Regions from separate parts of the Homo sapiens genome. Here regions 2 and 3 are each linked to region 1. A link is a loop called in an ENCODE intact Hi-C map of the cell type or tissue named here. Cell type or tissue: PC-9. All regions are shown on one strand.

Region 1 (5,000 bases):
GCTACCTTCTCTCTTTTTTTTGGTGTGTGTGTGGGGGGGTCTCAATCCACACTTTTTCACATGTGATGTGAAACAAGTAAAAGAAGTGTTTGGGTCATAGAAGAGGTAGATTTTAGTGTATGTGAGTCCAATTTTCTAGAAGCTCTTTGATGATCAGGTATGTAGCTCAATCGCTTGTGACTTTCTAGACTTTTACCACTGTTACTTTTTGAATGATGCTCCTTGGGACATTTGCTGTAATCGAGAATTCTACCAGAGTGTACGGCATGTGCTGCAGGATGTGGGAAAGGCACAGGGCCTGTGATTCCTGGCTTGCCTAATATGAATTCTGGAAACACAAACACCTTGTGGGAGCAGTTCTTGGTCCTGTAGTTGGTGCTTAATCACCCAGCCCTGTCACTTGGAAACAGTTTGGTGCTTGATCAAAATCTTTTGCACTCCTTTCCCTCTATCACTTCCCTAGCTGCTTTCCTTTCTTTCTGCCCTCAATTCCCCTCTCCCCAAGAAAAAAAGACAAAACAAGAAGCAAAGCCAATGTAGACATGCGGAGGAGATTATATTACCACTTTTTGGTTTTTTGAGATGGGGTCTCGCTCTGTTGCCCAGGCTGGAGTGCAGTGGCATGATCATGGCTTACTGCAGCCTTGACTGCCTGGGCTTGAGCAATCCCAAGTCAGCCTCCTGAGTCGCTATGACAACAGGTGCATGCCACCATTCCCGGCTAGTTTTTTAAAAAAATTATTTATTACTTGCAGAGATGGGGGGCTCATTATGTTGCCTAGGCTGGTCTTGAACTCCTGGGCTCAAATGATCCTCCCATCTCAGCCTCCAAAAGTGCTGGGATTCCAGGTGTAAGCCACCACACCCTCCCCACACACACTCCTCATAAGATGTTGGGAATGTGAGCCGTGATCCTTGGTGATCATCGTGCTACACTGCTGCAACAATGAGTGGGTGGGAAAAGGGCTTCTTTTTCCTTAGTAGCATGTCATAAGCCAGTATGTTGAGCACAGGACAACTGCAGGGACATGGATTCCTGGCAGGGAAGGACAGTGACAACAAATGTCAAAAGTCACTTCACAACACAGATTGCAGAGATGTCTCATGTTAAGGATCCAGAGCTGGAGAGAGGTGGAGACTTCTGGAGGAAAAGAAATGTTGAAAGGAAAATGGGAAGAGGAGAGAAGGGGGGACTTGGACTGGGCCTCTCTCCTTGATTTTAGGGAACATCTATGAGGGAACATCACGATCGTCTGGGCAGGGAGGCCTCCTACTTTTCTGGAGAGCAAGAGGACTAAGTTGGAATAAGAGGGGCAAATGCCAGATTCTTTTTACTCCCAACTATTACTAAGCCTGTTAAGTTTTGGTTTCTTGCCTTTATTTGAGACAAAATTATTGAAACTTTTTGGGATTGTGTGTGTGTGTGTTCCCATGTGTTTTTGTTCAAAAGGGAATGCAGCCAAGATGTTTGCTAGCATGGGAAAGGAGAGTTCATCCCCAAGTCAATGTCATATAATTTTACCATAAAGAATGGATGATAAAGGGACCTAGTCAGGGAAGATCTCCAAATGGGGAAGGCATCCAAAGGGTCAAAGATGAGGAACCTATTGCCTGGTTGAGTGAGGATGCCAAGGACATAGGTTGGGTCATGCTGTTACCCTTTCCACATACCCTCCATGCTTCAATGCAGACAACTGATTCTTTCTTAATCTTAAATAAAGTCATATGCACATGTACCTTCAAGCTCTACTTCCAAGCATGCTGCTACACTTATAGAGTCACCACCTTTTGTATTATGACAGTGATGTCCAGTGCATTCTCATACCCTTTTATTATAATCCGGAAAGATTACAAAGAGCATGATAGCTGTCCAGGATTGCAATTTATCTGCTGTTTTTGAGACTGTGATTGGGGAGAATCTAAACTGAGGGAAGAAGCACATCCTCCTGAAGGAAGGGCTGGAGGTGATGGCCAAGGTTCTGTTCTTCACTCTCTTAGAAGTGATGGTGTCACTCTGGGTAAGTCCCTCACCCTCTGAGCCTCATTTGTAAAATGTGAAAATCAAGAGAGGCCCTGGTCCTTAAGGATCTTAAGGACTTTACTAATGCCTTTTCCTCCTCTGGTCACAACATTGCAGAGACTTGTGCTGTCAAGGATACTGACTAGTTAAGATTCTTACTGCTGAAGCTGCTTTGGGGAAGGACACATTTCCTGGGAGAGCATGTCAAGCTGAAGGTCATCATACCAGGAAAAACAGGAGAAATTATCATATCAGCAATAGGAAGGCAAAGTAAGGGTGTAGGGTGTAGCCTAGATATTGCTGCCAAAAAAGACAGGCCTCCAGTGCCTGTGGATGTGAATCACCAGGGAGCTTGATGACAAGGCTGATATTGGGTGGAGAAGGAAGTTTAAATGTATGAAAGGGAAAGACTCTATTATAAGAGGCATCTTAGCAGGGAAGAAGCTGGATCTAGCCAACTCCTCCTTTTTATATTCTCCACTCAGCTATTAGGGAAACCAATGGGGTGGGGGTTGGAGAGGACTTGTTAAGATCTAGAGTGGCATTCTACAATGACTCATACAAACCAAAACGATGACACTTAGGAAAGAGCCTTTCTCAAATCAAGGCTCAGGTTTTCAAAGAGCTCATATGTTGTTTTTTTATCTTGATGATCATTTTTTGTTAGAAACAGCAGGGCTTTGAGAACATAGCCCTAGAGAAAAACACCATAAGGCTTTTCACAGACCTGGAAAATACTCTATTTCTGGGTAGAGAAAAAAACCGCTGAGTCTTTGGCCAGTAATTTGCCTAAGCCTGTAGGTTTCCATATGCCAAATATTATATTGATACAATGCCAGGTTCTGAAGATTTAATCTTTTTTTCTTTCTTTTTTTTTTAAATTTTTTATTTTGAGACAGCGTCTCACTCTGTTGCCCAGTCTGAAGTGCAATGGCACGATCTCAGCTCACTGCAACCTCTGCTTCCTGGGTTCAAGTGATTCTCCTGCCTCAGCCCCCTGAGTAGCTGGGATTACAGGCACCCGCCACCATGCCCAGCTAATTTTTTGTATTTTTAGTAGACAGGGTTTCACTATGTTGGCCAGACTTGTCTTGAACTCCTGACCTCAGGTGATCCACCCACCTTGGCCTTCCAAAGTGCTGGGCCACCAGGCATGAGCCACTGCGCCCAGCAAAGATTTAATCTTATCAGTTCTTGCTGAACCTAAGATATCATGTTTGTAAGATAAATCATTAAATTGCCAATCATACTACGCCATGCTATTGTAAGATGCATTCCAATTTCAGAGATGTTAAGATATGCAAAATGCATATTATATTTATATTGGATGAATAAAACAGTAAGTTAAATAGCTTAACTCTGTTGAATTTTGTGATTTATGTTTAAGTCTAACTGCTACCTAGACACTGCTCTGAGAATATGGTGAGCTGACTCTGTCAAGAGTTTATTAATCCCCAAGGCTTTATTTTAATACCTGAGTAAGAATCCTCAACACCAAGCCTGTAAAATTCCACTGGGAGAGTCACTGGTATTGTGTTGACAGCAGGGACACCAGGTGGGTAAGTTATAGGAAAATAGATTGTCTTGGCAAATTGATAGCACAGCACAGCAGGGCAAGGACAAGAGTATTCTTCAAGTTCAGTTCCAAGGGCTTGACAGAGTACATCTCTCAATATTGGCCTTTCTTTTAAGGACACTAAAGCATAAAATTCATAAGTTTGTGTGCGTACTTATTGTTTGTGAGACCCCTTAATCCTTACAGCAACATCAGTAAGAGTGGGCCCTATTATTGCTTCCATTACACAAATGAGGAAAGAGGCATCCAAATCACGTGGCTAGTAAAGGGAAGGACCAGGGTTTGGATATGGGCAGTCAAATTCCAGAGCTTGTGCTTTTAATCACTGCACCCATCCATGAGAAATAAACCTTGCTATCAAAGCAATTCAGACACGTAAACTAGCCATGATATAAAGAAAAAAGTGCTTTGATAGAGATGTGTGTAAAGTGATGCAGAGCCTGAAGGATAAAGCAACTAAGTTCAGGGATCTTACATATTAATAAAAGCCCTGAGGCCGGGCACCTGTAATCCCAGCACTTTGGTAGGCCAAGGCGGGTGGATCACTTGAGGTCAGGAGTTTGAGACCAGCCTGGTCAACATGGCGAAAACCCATCTCTACTAAAAATACAAAAATTGGCCAGACGTGATGGCACATGCCTGTAATCCCAGCTACTCAGGAGGCTGAGGCAGGAGAATCATTTGAACCTGGAAGGCAGAGGTTGCAGTGAGCTGAGATCACGCCATTGCGCTTCAGACTAGGCAACAGAGTGAGACTCTGTCTCAAAAAAAAAAAAAAAAGAAGAGCAAGCCAGATACATTGTCTTTTTAAGAAAGGATTCATCTTAATATTCTATAATTGCAGACCATGGGTTTCCTAGATACCATGCATTTGCATATTTGTGGACTGAATAGTCAATGTATTTACTCCAAGATTCATGAATATCGACACAAGGCTCATTACCTCATAGTCAGTAAATGTGGTTTAAACAAATTTTTTGGTTGTAGAAAATTTCCAGCATACACAAAAGTAGAGAGGAGCATATGCTGAACTCCCATCTACTCCTTACTCAGCTATTATCAATATTTTGCTGCGCTTGCTTTGGCTATATTCACCTTCCCCATCTCCTTATACACTTTTTTCTTTTGGGGGGATTTGAAAGCAAATCCAAGCATTTACATAATCTCACTAGTAAATACTTCAGTATAGTTATCTAATATACAAGATCTTAAAAATAATCAAAATTATTCCAACCAAAGGCATTAACAATAATTCCAAATATTCATCTAATACCCAGTCTTTGTTCAGTTTTTCCTGATTAATAAATGTGATTTAATGGAAAAACTTTTACTTCTTTTGTGTTGACTAGAAGTAGATAGTACTTCCTCTCAGACCTATTTAGGCCATATTTGCAAAAACACAAA
Region 2 (5,000 bases), 270 kb after region 1:
AAATTGACAAGACATATTTTAGCAGTTTAAAATGAACATCACAGATACAAAATGATCAAAGTAAAATATTATTAGCTGTAGATGACTCAAATATTTCCTCGTCTTACTGTCTTTTGTTTTGATGTGATTTCCTTCCATCCTTAAAAAATCCTGTAGCACCATCTGCTCCTATAACACTTTGGCATGCTTAAAAATTTCATTTCCAGACTCGGCAGTTTTGAAATACTTCCATGGACATTTCTTAAAGAAAATAAGTTGGAAGAATTTCCATTCCTCCCAGCTTGTTTCTTAATAAACAGCAGACGAAGTACTCAAGAAACACAGAGCTATATAAATGTTTTGTTATAATCAGACATTTCCCTTCTGATTTTCCCTCTGACCCTGTGGCTATATTATGCCTGAGGAAACAGTATTTTATATGCTATGTGCACAGTTTATGCAACAATTTTTTAATATGCAGATCTGGTTTTATAATCTGAATTCTAAAATGTAATGAATTTCCATGAAGTGTATGTTTCATGGATAAGCCAGCATTTAATAAATGACTAGATTACCCAAACACTCCAAGGGAAGTTGGAGACTAAGCAAGTAATATCAGTAAAAATAATCCAATAAACTAAATAGATTCTCCTTCTACGAAATTTAACCATACATTTAGAAAAAATTAGACTTCCAGTTTTTGACAGCGGTAATGGAAAATTAAGTGGCTCATTTTTTCAATGTGTATGACTCCAAGTCGTTGAAACTGATACAGAAGTATAAATAAGAGGTATTAAGTGATGCTGAAACTGTGGTAGGAGAAATAGCAATGGACTAATGGCCTCCTCAGGGAAGCCTAAATATAGGTGTTGCATTGTTTACAAATATATTCATCCTTTTAGTCACTTATTCAGCATATATCAAACACCTACTATGTCTAGATTTCATGTTAGTTTCTGCAATGAATCAATAATTTCCTTGTCATTTTAAAATAATATTTATCTATCATCTTAGAGATGCAACTTGGTCCCCTTCATCCAGCAATTTCTACTCTAACCCGTTTTTCACATAATAGCCAGAGTAAATTTTGTAAAGTTACAATTGTATTGTAGGATAAAGGTCTAACTCCTTAATGTGGTTTACAATGCCCTTTACAAAAGTCTCACTTTTACTTACCCTCTTAGTCTCTGCCTTTCTACACTTACTGTCTAGCCATACTGAATTACTTCGCTGTCACTCGAGACTTAGTTCTTTGCATGCTCTTTCCTCCACCAAAAATATTTTTTTTTCTCCTCTCCTTACCTGGCTTCTTTTTTAAAAACTTTTATTTATTTATTTATTTATTTTGAGACAGAGTCTCTCTCTATCACCCAGGTGGGAGTGCAGGGGTGCAATCTCGGGCTCACTGCAACCTCTGCCTTCCAGGTTCAAGCGATCCTCCTGCCTCACCCTCCCAAGTAGCTGGGATTACAGGCATGCACCACCATGCCTGGCTAATTTTTGTAGTTTTAGTAGAGACGGGGTTTCACCATGTTGGCCAGGCTGGTCTCAAACTCCTGACCTCAAGTGATCTGCCTGAGGCCTCCCAAAGTACTGGGATTACAGGCGTGAGCCACCGTTCCCGGCCTCTTTACCTGACTTCTTTTCTTTACCCTTTAGTTTCTGACATAAACATCTTATCAGTGAAACCTTCCCTAAGGAACAATGCCAAGTCAGATGACCATAGTGACCTATGCTTTCCACCTTGCAGCACATAACACAGCCAGTTATTTATTTCCTTGCCTCTTCTACTGGACTGTAAACCCCTTGAGGACAGGAAATATACTTTGCTTGCCCTGGAAACCTCGTTATGTGAAATAGCACTTTGGCATACCTTGGTAAAAAAAAGGCTGAATGAGGAAGTGGAAGAGTGAGCCATGCATTCTTCCTGTCTCTCTGAGTGAGGTCATTCAAAATGGCAAGGGTGTAAAGACGAGGGAGGCATTCATTTGCCTTGCCACTTGACTACATGGGTTGGAATATTTGATGGTAAATGCACATACTTAATCATACTCTTTTTTAAACACTACATTTAAATTCTAATTTACTATTAAAATATTTCCAACTTAAATCAGTAATGCCTTAATTTTTCTTATGGAGAAGAGTGTGTGACTTACTCTTCTTGTTTACTTTAGTGCATTATGATGGACTGAAATACAAAACAATTCCAAGATCAACTTAAATATATTTTTCTTGTTTTGGAAGCAGAATAATAATAACAAATTAACTAATCTAGAGAAATAAATATGTTCAGTAGAGAGATAATTGCATTTGCTTGGGTAAAATATTTTGGCTTGCTCAGTATCACATGTATACAGCTGTATTTCTAAAACAACTTTATTCATAAATAACATTTCTTTAAATATTTATTGATAATGATATGGCAATCTAGTATACTATGACTTTAACCTCTATAGATTCTAAGATCAAATATGTAAATGAAATAAACATACATCTATGCATATTCAACTAGGAAGCATTGTATTGAAACACTAATGATAGTATTAAGGGTTGAATTTTATTTTCATTTTTTTACTTTTCTATATTTTTCCAAACTTTGAGAATGAGCACATAGAAAAGAAAACCAATTAACATTTTTATATATGAGATAGAGCAGAAAAGATAATGACATTGTTCAAGAGAGAAATAGTAGATATGGGTGTTCCATAAGTTTCTTGCTAGCTTTAAAACTAATTTTATGAGTTCTCAATTGTACTGTCAAAAAATATATAGATTTCAATCCAGTAGAGATTCAAATAGAAATATCTGTCAAATATTCTTTCTTAATAGATAATTAATGAAAAAGCATACAATATGACTGTCATAAAAGGTGAATGCCTTTCACCTCATGGGCACTTACGTATCTAATGAATCCATGAACTGGTCAATGAATAGAAACTGAAGTTTGTGTATTAAAATCCTGTCTCTGCTGCCCTCCAGTGGCTTAACTCTGAAGAACTTCAAAAGAGAAAATCAAGTGCCATCTATTCCCAGATCCTTATTTGTGGTGAGTATGAATGCTCAGGTGTGTGAGCTTGGGATTTTTCCTGGACAGTTTTGTATTTGTCCTATTAGATATTACCTTGGTATATCAAGACCAAATTCCCAAGACTAAATGCATTACCCATCTCCTCCCACCTGCAGAAGGGTAAGCTGGAGCAACTGCCATAAATGGTGCCAATAAATACTAGCATTTGTTCGTGGACAGTTTATAGAGACTTTTCAATTGTGTTATCACAGAAAACTCCTAGTAAGAAATAGTGGTGATAGCAATTGCATCTCGTTTATTAGAAATTTCTCTGATTCCCTTTACAAAGTGGGTGATGGTGTCAGTGTTATCTTTAGGTATGAAAACCCTATGAACAGCTTATAGTCTAAAACTTACAATGTGGTGCTGTAGAAAGATGTTAGCTTAGCAGCAAACATCATCAATAAATATCTTCTGCAATCTGGTAACCATTAGAATTATATATTTTTTATTGCCCTGGACTATGAGAATTACATTCTGAATTCATTTGGTATCTTGTGTAGGCATAGGAGAAAACCTTTTTGTATCTAAGAAAATGGGGTTTTTGACATTGACTATCACCTGTTCCCAGATCTCCTAGGACTCAGACCTCAGACCTCACACCCCTGAAAGCTGAAACCTCGGGGGTTTCAGATAGTGATCTCTAATTGAGTTCTTGTCTAGATGAATTCTTAAAATATTTTACCTTTCCCTGTTATTGTGGTTCTGGAATATTCTTTTGGTTTTAGCCAAGGAAATCTCTCAATTTCTTCAAAAGTTTGCTACTGTGCCTCTAGGTGGTACAATTATTTCCATCTTTTTGCTCATTTGCAGCCTGTCTTTTTGGATTATAGTCTCTCACTACTTAAGCAATTTCTTCCTTTTCTGTAGTATGTCTCATTTGTCCTTCATAATAATGAATGTCTGTGTTTTTTATTCTCAGGTAGATTACTGGAATTTTACGTATATTTTATTGGTGTTCTCATGAATGCTTGGATTTAACAATTGTACCATTTTCCAACGTTCTATGTCATAGTAATTTTGCAACTTGTTTTCAATTAATAATATGTTGAGAATAGTGTACATAAAATGCATTTTAGAACTAATCCTAAGATAAAGTGTCTCACCAAAGCATATTTTATAACAATAAAGCAGTAGAAAAAATAAGTTAACTAAATGTCCAACAAGTGGAGATGTATTATATAAATTCAGTACCATCAAAAATGTAATATTACTCAGTAATTAAAATTATATTTTATTTAAATGTTCATTGGCTTGTGAAAAGTCTATAACATACCAAGTAGAAGTTAAAGTTATATTTTGTAAGTTAAAAAAATTTTAAAAGGTGAGAAGTATATACAAGATTTTTCCCATTTTTTTAGAAATGGATATGCATGTGTATATTGTATGTATGTTTATATGTTATGTATATGCACACAAAAATGCCTAAAAGGATATGAGTTACTAATAGTGATTTTATCTTTGGTGTGGTTGTCATTATTTAAATCTAAAATAAAAAAAATCTTAACTCCATTATCCTTCATGAAGCCCTTAATCTAATCGAATAGTTCCTTAAACTCTAGCATATACTACTTTTATGCTGTTGGTGGGACTGTAAACTAGTTCAACCGTTATGGAAGTCAGTGTGGCGATTCCTCAGGGATCTAGAACTAGAAATACCATTTGACCCAGCAATCCCATTACTGGGTATATCAAAGGACTATAAATCATGCTGCTATAAAGACACATGCACACGTATGTTTATTGCAGAACTATTCACAGTAGCAAAGACTTGGAACCAACCCAAATGTCCAACAATGATAGACTGGATTAAGAAAATGTGGCACATATACACCATGGAATAATACTATGCAGACATAAAAAAGGATGAGTTCATGTCCTTTGTAGGGACATGGATGAAGCTGGAAACCATCATTCTCAGCCAACTATCACAAGGACAAAAAACCAAACACCT
Region 3 (5,000 bases), 230 kb after region 1:
AGGATTTCATGTAATTAAGTTCAAGGTGCTAAACTTTCCCCCAGGCTATTGACTGTGTACTAATTACAGAATTCACTGCTTTAGTCCTTGCACTCTTTGAAGAGTGCTAGGGGGTGGTTCTGAAGAGACTATGTCTACACTGCACTTTATCCATTCAAATCAGGTGTGATAATGGTGAGTACCCACTCATATACTACCCCTCGAGTTGTCCAATTCTGACACCAAATAATAATCATTTAAAAAGAGAAGCAACACTGTTAATCCTTTTTGTTTGGTCAGTCCCATCTGCTGAGAAATAACAGCAAATTTCATGTTGTTAAAGAAAATTTCTACATCTCGCGGTTTTTATACAAGAGGAATAAGATGTCTGACTGAGGGGTAACTGTGCGCTTGCACAGTGTGCCTATGCACCATACATGTTTATGTGTTTGCCTGTGATTGTGTCTGTGAACAGTTGTGTGAGCATTCAGTTTCAAACAGAAAAGGTTTGAAAAACTGATTTTTCCAGGGAGTAATTAATAATCTCAGAAATGTCCCTGTGATTTTCAATTTCACACAAAGGCTAGGTCACAATCAGTTATAATAATACCACTCTGCACACACGTGGGAATCTGACAAACGATCTCATTTCCATGATGAAACGTACAAAGTTTCAGGTCAAAACCCATTCAAGATAGCTTACCATTTTCAAACTAACTTTGCAGCTAAATGCTTCTGCCTGATCCCTATGCAAAAATTCAAGCCTCAACCAACACCATTTCTAAATGTTGGTCATCTTCTACCAATTTTCTCTAAATCTTATATTTTAGTTATACCTAAGAATGCTCATCAGAGGCTTGGAAAAGTTACAATGCAGACATGTAGGCTTCCAGTTTAGACAGGGACTGAGTCCAGTCGACCTTCTTTTTTTTTTTTTTTTTTTTTTTGAGGAGTCTCACTCTGTCACCCAGGCTGGAATGCAGTGGTGTGGCCTCGGCTCACGGCAAGCTCCGCCTCCCGGGTTCACGCCATTCTCCTGCCTCAGCCTCCCGAGTAGCTGGGACTACAGGCACCCACCACCACGCCCGGCTAATTTTTTGTGTTTTTAGTAGAGACGGAGTTTCACCGTGTTAGCCAGGACGGTCTAGATCTCCTGACCTCGTGATCCACCCGCCTTGGCCTCCCAAAGTCCTGGGATTACAGGCCTGAGCCACCGCGCCTGGCCGAGTCCAGCTGACCTTCTTTTGTACCTTCTCATAGCCCAACCAAAATGAGAAAAAATAAAAATAAAAAAGTCAAAGGGAAGATCAGCTAATACAAACTTTTGAGAAATCCCTGCTTGTTAGATTACAAATGGATCCAGGCTGAAGAGCAGCACTGGGAACCTTGTAGGCAATTCCTCTGTTCAAGACAGGATGTAGTAGTTGGAAGGGGAAAGCTGAAGACAGAGTAGGTCTTGAGGGGAGCACTGTGTACTCGACTCATTACCCATTTTACTGTTTTGGATCAACATTCTCAGAGGCCCCGGGCAAGTCTGGCCAAGCCAAACAGAGGAGCTGGCACATGGCAGGTTTTTCCCTGATGCAGCAGGGTTCTTCCTGGATGGAGTAGACCATGGCATTAGGAATAAGGCCAGCCATCAGGACCTCATGAGTATTTAGAGCGGAGACCAGGTCCAACAGGGAACTACAGCTGCAAAACTATACCCTGCCTGGCGCGACTGCTTCAACACACAGAGAGCATTTTTAGGGTAGCTATTTATCTCTTAAAGGCAAAAGCCTTTAAACCTTCATAAGCAATGAAAACAGTACAAATGAAAAAAAAATAGATCCAGTAGACTAACAAAACATTTGTTGCCATCACCTTAAACAAAATTAAAGCGCTGAGAAAAAATATTTGCCACACACTTGGGTCACTGACAGCTGAGGGTTAATACCATTAAGATTTAAAGAGCATTTGCAAATCAATAAGAGAGCCACCCCCAGTTAAAAACTGGATAATAATCCTCAAATATCTTAGTGGGTATTCAAAAAAAGGAGCTATATATGGACAATAACATGTTTTTAAAATATTCAGCCTCACTAATAGGGAAATGCAATTTAAAATGGGACTCCATTTCTCACTTAGAAAGTTAGGGGGTGGGGGATGGAATCTTCAAATGATATTAGCCAGCACTGGCTGGTCTGAACCCCAGGTCCTGACACTGGGGCTGCATGTGGAGGGCAGGTTGGCACCATTTTCTGCAGAGCAACTTGACACATGTATTAAATGTCTTAAAAAAACATGAATATTCTTTGATGCAATAATGGCACTTCAAGAATTTGCCTTAAGGAAATGATTAGAGATATGGACAAAGATTTAGTTACACAATGTTTGTAACAGCCTAAATACATAGTAATAGGTAGTCTCACACACACACACACACACACACTCACACACAAAAGCACATTCTACAGTGGAAAACTGTGACCCTGAAAAATAATGATAGTAGAAATATGTTCCTTATTTTGGAAAGAAGACTGAAATATATGGTGGGAATACAAAGTCAAATTACAAGAGGATGTACAATTGAATCCTTTTTCCTGGGTAAACATAATTTAGGCATAATATATGTATGAAAACATGCCTATTACCTAGACAACTGAATAAAGTCAAGGAAGCTATGTACCAAACTATGACGGTATATTTTCAGGAAATAGTTTTCCTGATTATTTTATTTTCTGCAATAAATATTTATTATCAGTAAAATAAAATATATATAAAAAGAGAAAAAAAGAATCAAAGAGACTTCAACAAGAATCCAAATATAGAAGGCATATTTTTAAAAATCAGTGTTTCTATACGTCAAGAAAAGTTGTTTGAAATTTAATTTTAAAAGATGCTATTCATGACAGTAATATTGAACAGAATATATTTAGATGTAAACTTGAAAAATATATACAGGACTTAACTTCTAAAAATCTACAACTTTGTTAAAGATGTATAAATGTATGTGTATAAAGAATATGCATAAATGCTATTAAGCAAATTATATGAACCAAATAGTGCTGGGACAACTGCTTATTCATTTAAAAAATAAAATTAGACATCTTTGTCACACTATGCACAAAAGTAAGTTCCAGATGGATTAAACTGCTAAATAGAAAACTATTTCTCTGATTTGGGAAATGAGAAGGCTATTCTAAGACTTTGAGAAAATATAAGGTCTTACACTTTTGAAATGGAAGAATTATTACTATAAAATACATATAATCCCCAAGTTAATTCAATATTTTCTATATTGAAATCAAAATCCTTACTGACTTCATTGGTAATATGTAAAAATGAATTTAAAATTCATATTAAATAATAAGTGGGTAAGAATTAACTAGAAAAAGAATAGATTTTTTAAAAGGAGAATTTGCACTACCAGATATTTAAATATGTTGTAAAGTTACAATAGTTAAAACATTTTGGCAATGATACAAATGAGATAGAGAATGGGATGAAATAGAAAGCCAGGAAGAGATCAAATACCCATAAGCATTTAGCACATGATAAACATGACATTCAATTAAATTGGAAAAGGACAGATGGCTATTAAGCAAGTAGTGCTGGGACAACTGGTTAACTATTTATTTTTTAAAATCAAGTTAGACCTCTTTGTCATATCATACACAAAAATAAATTCCAGATGGATTAAGCTGCTACATGGAAAACTATTTCTCTGATTTGGGAAATGAGAGAGCTATTCTAAAACTATGAACAAATATAGGATCTTAAGGAAAATGTTTGATAGATTTGAGTGTATAAAAATGTAAACCATTCATCTAACAACATTTCCATAAACAAAAATAAAAGGCAGTGAACTGGAAAAACATTTGCAACATATACACAAAAGAATTACTGGCCTCACTATATAAAGAACTTTTGCAAATCATTAAGAAAAAAAAACAAGCCAATGTGTTAAGAAAAAACAAACAAGCACTATAATGGCAAAATGGGCAAAAACTATAAATATCAGAGGAAAAAATACAAATGTCCAGTAGATGTACTGGAAAATGTTCATCCTCAAAAATCAAAAATGTGTATTTGCTAAAATGATGCCTCCATCACCTCTTAAATTGACAAAGATATTAAAAAGAATAGTATGATATTGGTGAATATGTGGCAAATTTACTGCTGAGATACTCTGCTGATGAGAATATAAATTTATACAACCCTCCAAGGGAGAAATGGACAATAGTATCAAGAAGTTACAAATGTTCATAACCTTTAGTTCAGGAACTTTTATAGAAATTCTTCCTAAAGATGTAAACAGAGGAGTCCACAAATATTTATGTTCACGATAACTTAGTAAGGAAAAATCCTAAGTGTCCAACAATAAGTGATTGTTGCACGCAATGGAATAGTATGCAGCTAATGTAGAACATTTTAATTAGGATATAACAAACGAAAAATGTAGGCTACAAAACAGCAAGATATTAAAAGTATGAATGGATGTACATACTGGGCAACTGTTCAACAACCTGCAAACAGTGGCTTTTTTAAAGTGATGAAATTTTAGGGTTTTTTTTTCCTCTCCCTACTTTTTGTTTAATTCAGTCCACAAACACTGGCTTGCTATTATGTGTTAGATATTTCTATATGTTTCTTTTTCCCCCACTGAATATGGATTAATTTGTAATCAGAAAAACAGACACACTTTACAAAAGTCCGACATCCCAAACTGACTTCCTCTTCCAGATATTAAAAATCTAATAAAGGATTGGAGCAAAAATAGGAAGGGCACGAATCTTACATTGAAAGCATAACATAACTTTAAAAAGAATTGGGGTTAGGTTTATATCACTCCATGTCCTACCTTTAGAAACACTTTGTAAACCATGCTCACCTGTTTCAGCTTGGATACCGTCTGCTCCTACAAACGTGAATGTGATTAGCGTTTCAAGGATCCCTTCCTAACAGGGTCCTCGAAGCCGACTATCTAAGGAGCCTGACATCCCTCTAAGCGTTTTAAAATCCATTATCCCATTGGAACC

Evidence for each region. Hi-C counts contacts between places; a loop is a spot of excess contacts. Peaks named below come from ENCODE experiments on the same cell type or tissue, not always from the same donor. Only the 100,000 strongest peaks of a DNase experiment are listed, where the experiment ranks them.
Region 2: a loop joins it to region 1, with 10 times the contacts of the local background. A loop is called at or near these places in 7 of 110 quality-filtered maps.
Region 3: a loop joins it to region 1, with 2.3 times the contacts of the local background. A loop is called at or near these places in 2 of 110 quality-filtered maps.

The regions. Positions count from the first base shown.
Region 1 is chr9:110,348,808-110,353,807 of GRCh38, forward strand. No RefSeq gene overlaps it. Among named protein-coding and RNA genes, the nearest start is that of TXNDC8, 13 kb to the left of the region's middle. In PC-9, no CTCF peak of the experiment used is centred here; a DNase peak (open chromatin) is centred at 2,484; H3K27ac peaks cover 2,133 bases.
Region 2 is chr9:110,620,693-110,625,692 of GRCh38, forward strand. It overlaps LOC105376218 (a long non-coding RNA gene), which reads left to right. Exons shown (of 3, transcript XR_007061731.1): 3 at 1-4,450. Among named protein-coding and RNA genes, the nearest start is that of SVEP1, 43 kb to the left of the region's middle. RefSeq lists an enhancer at 428-597. In PC-9, a CTCF peak has its summit at 2,959 (motif pointing left); a DNase peak (open chromatin) is centred at 2,929.
Region 3 is chr9:110,573,841-110,578,840 of GRCh38, forward strand. All of the region lies in intron 1 of SVEP1 (sushi, von Willebrand factor type A, EGF and pentraxin domain containing 1), which reads right to left. Among named protein-coding and RNA genes, the nearest start is that of SVEP1, 3.4 kb to the right of the region's middle. RefSeq lists an enhancer at 4,768-5,000. In PC-9, no CTCF peak of the experiment used is centred here; a DNase peak (open chromatin) is centred at 2,321; H3K4me3 peaks cover 1,974 bases; H3K27ac peaks cover 526 bases.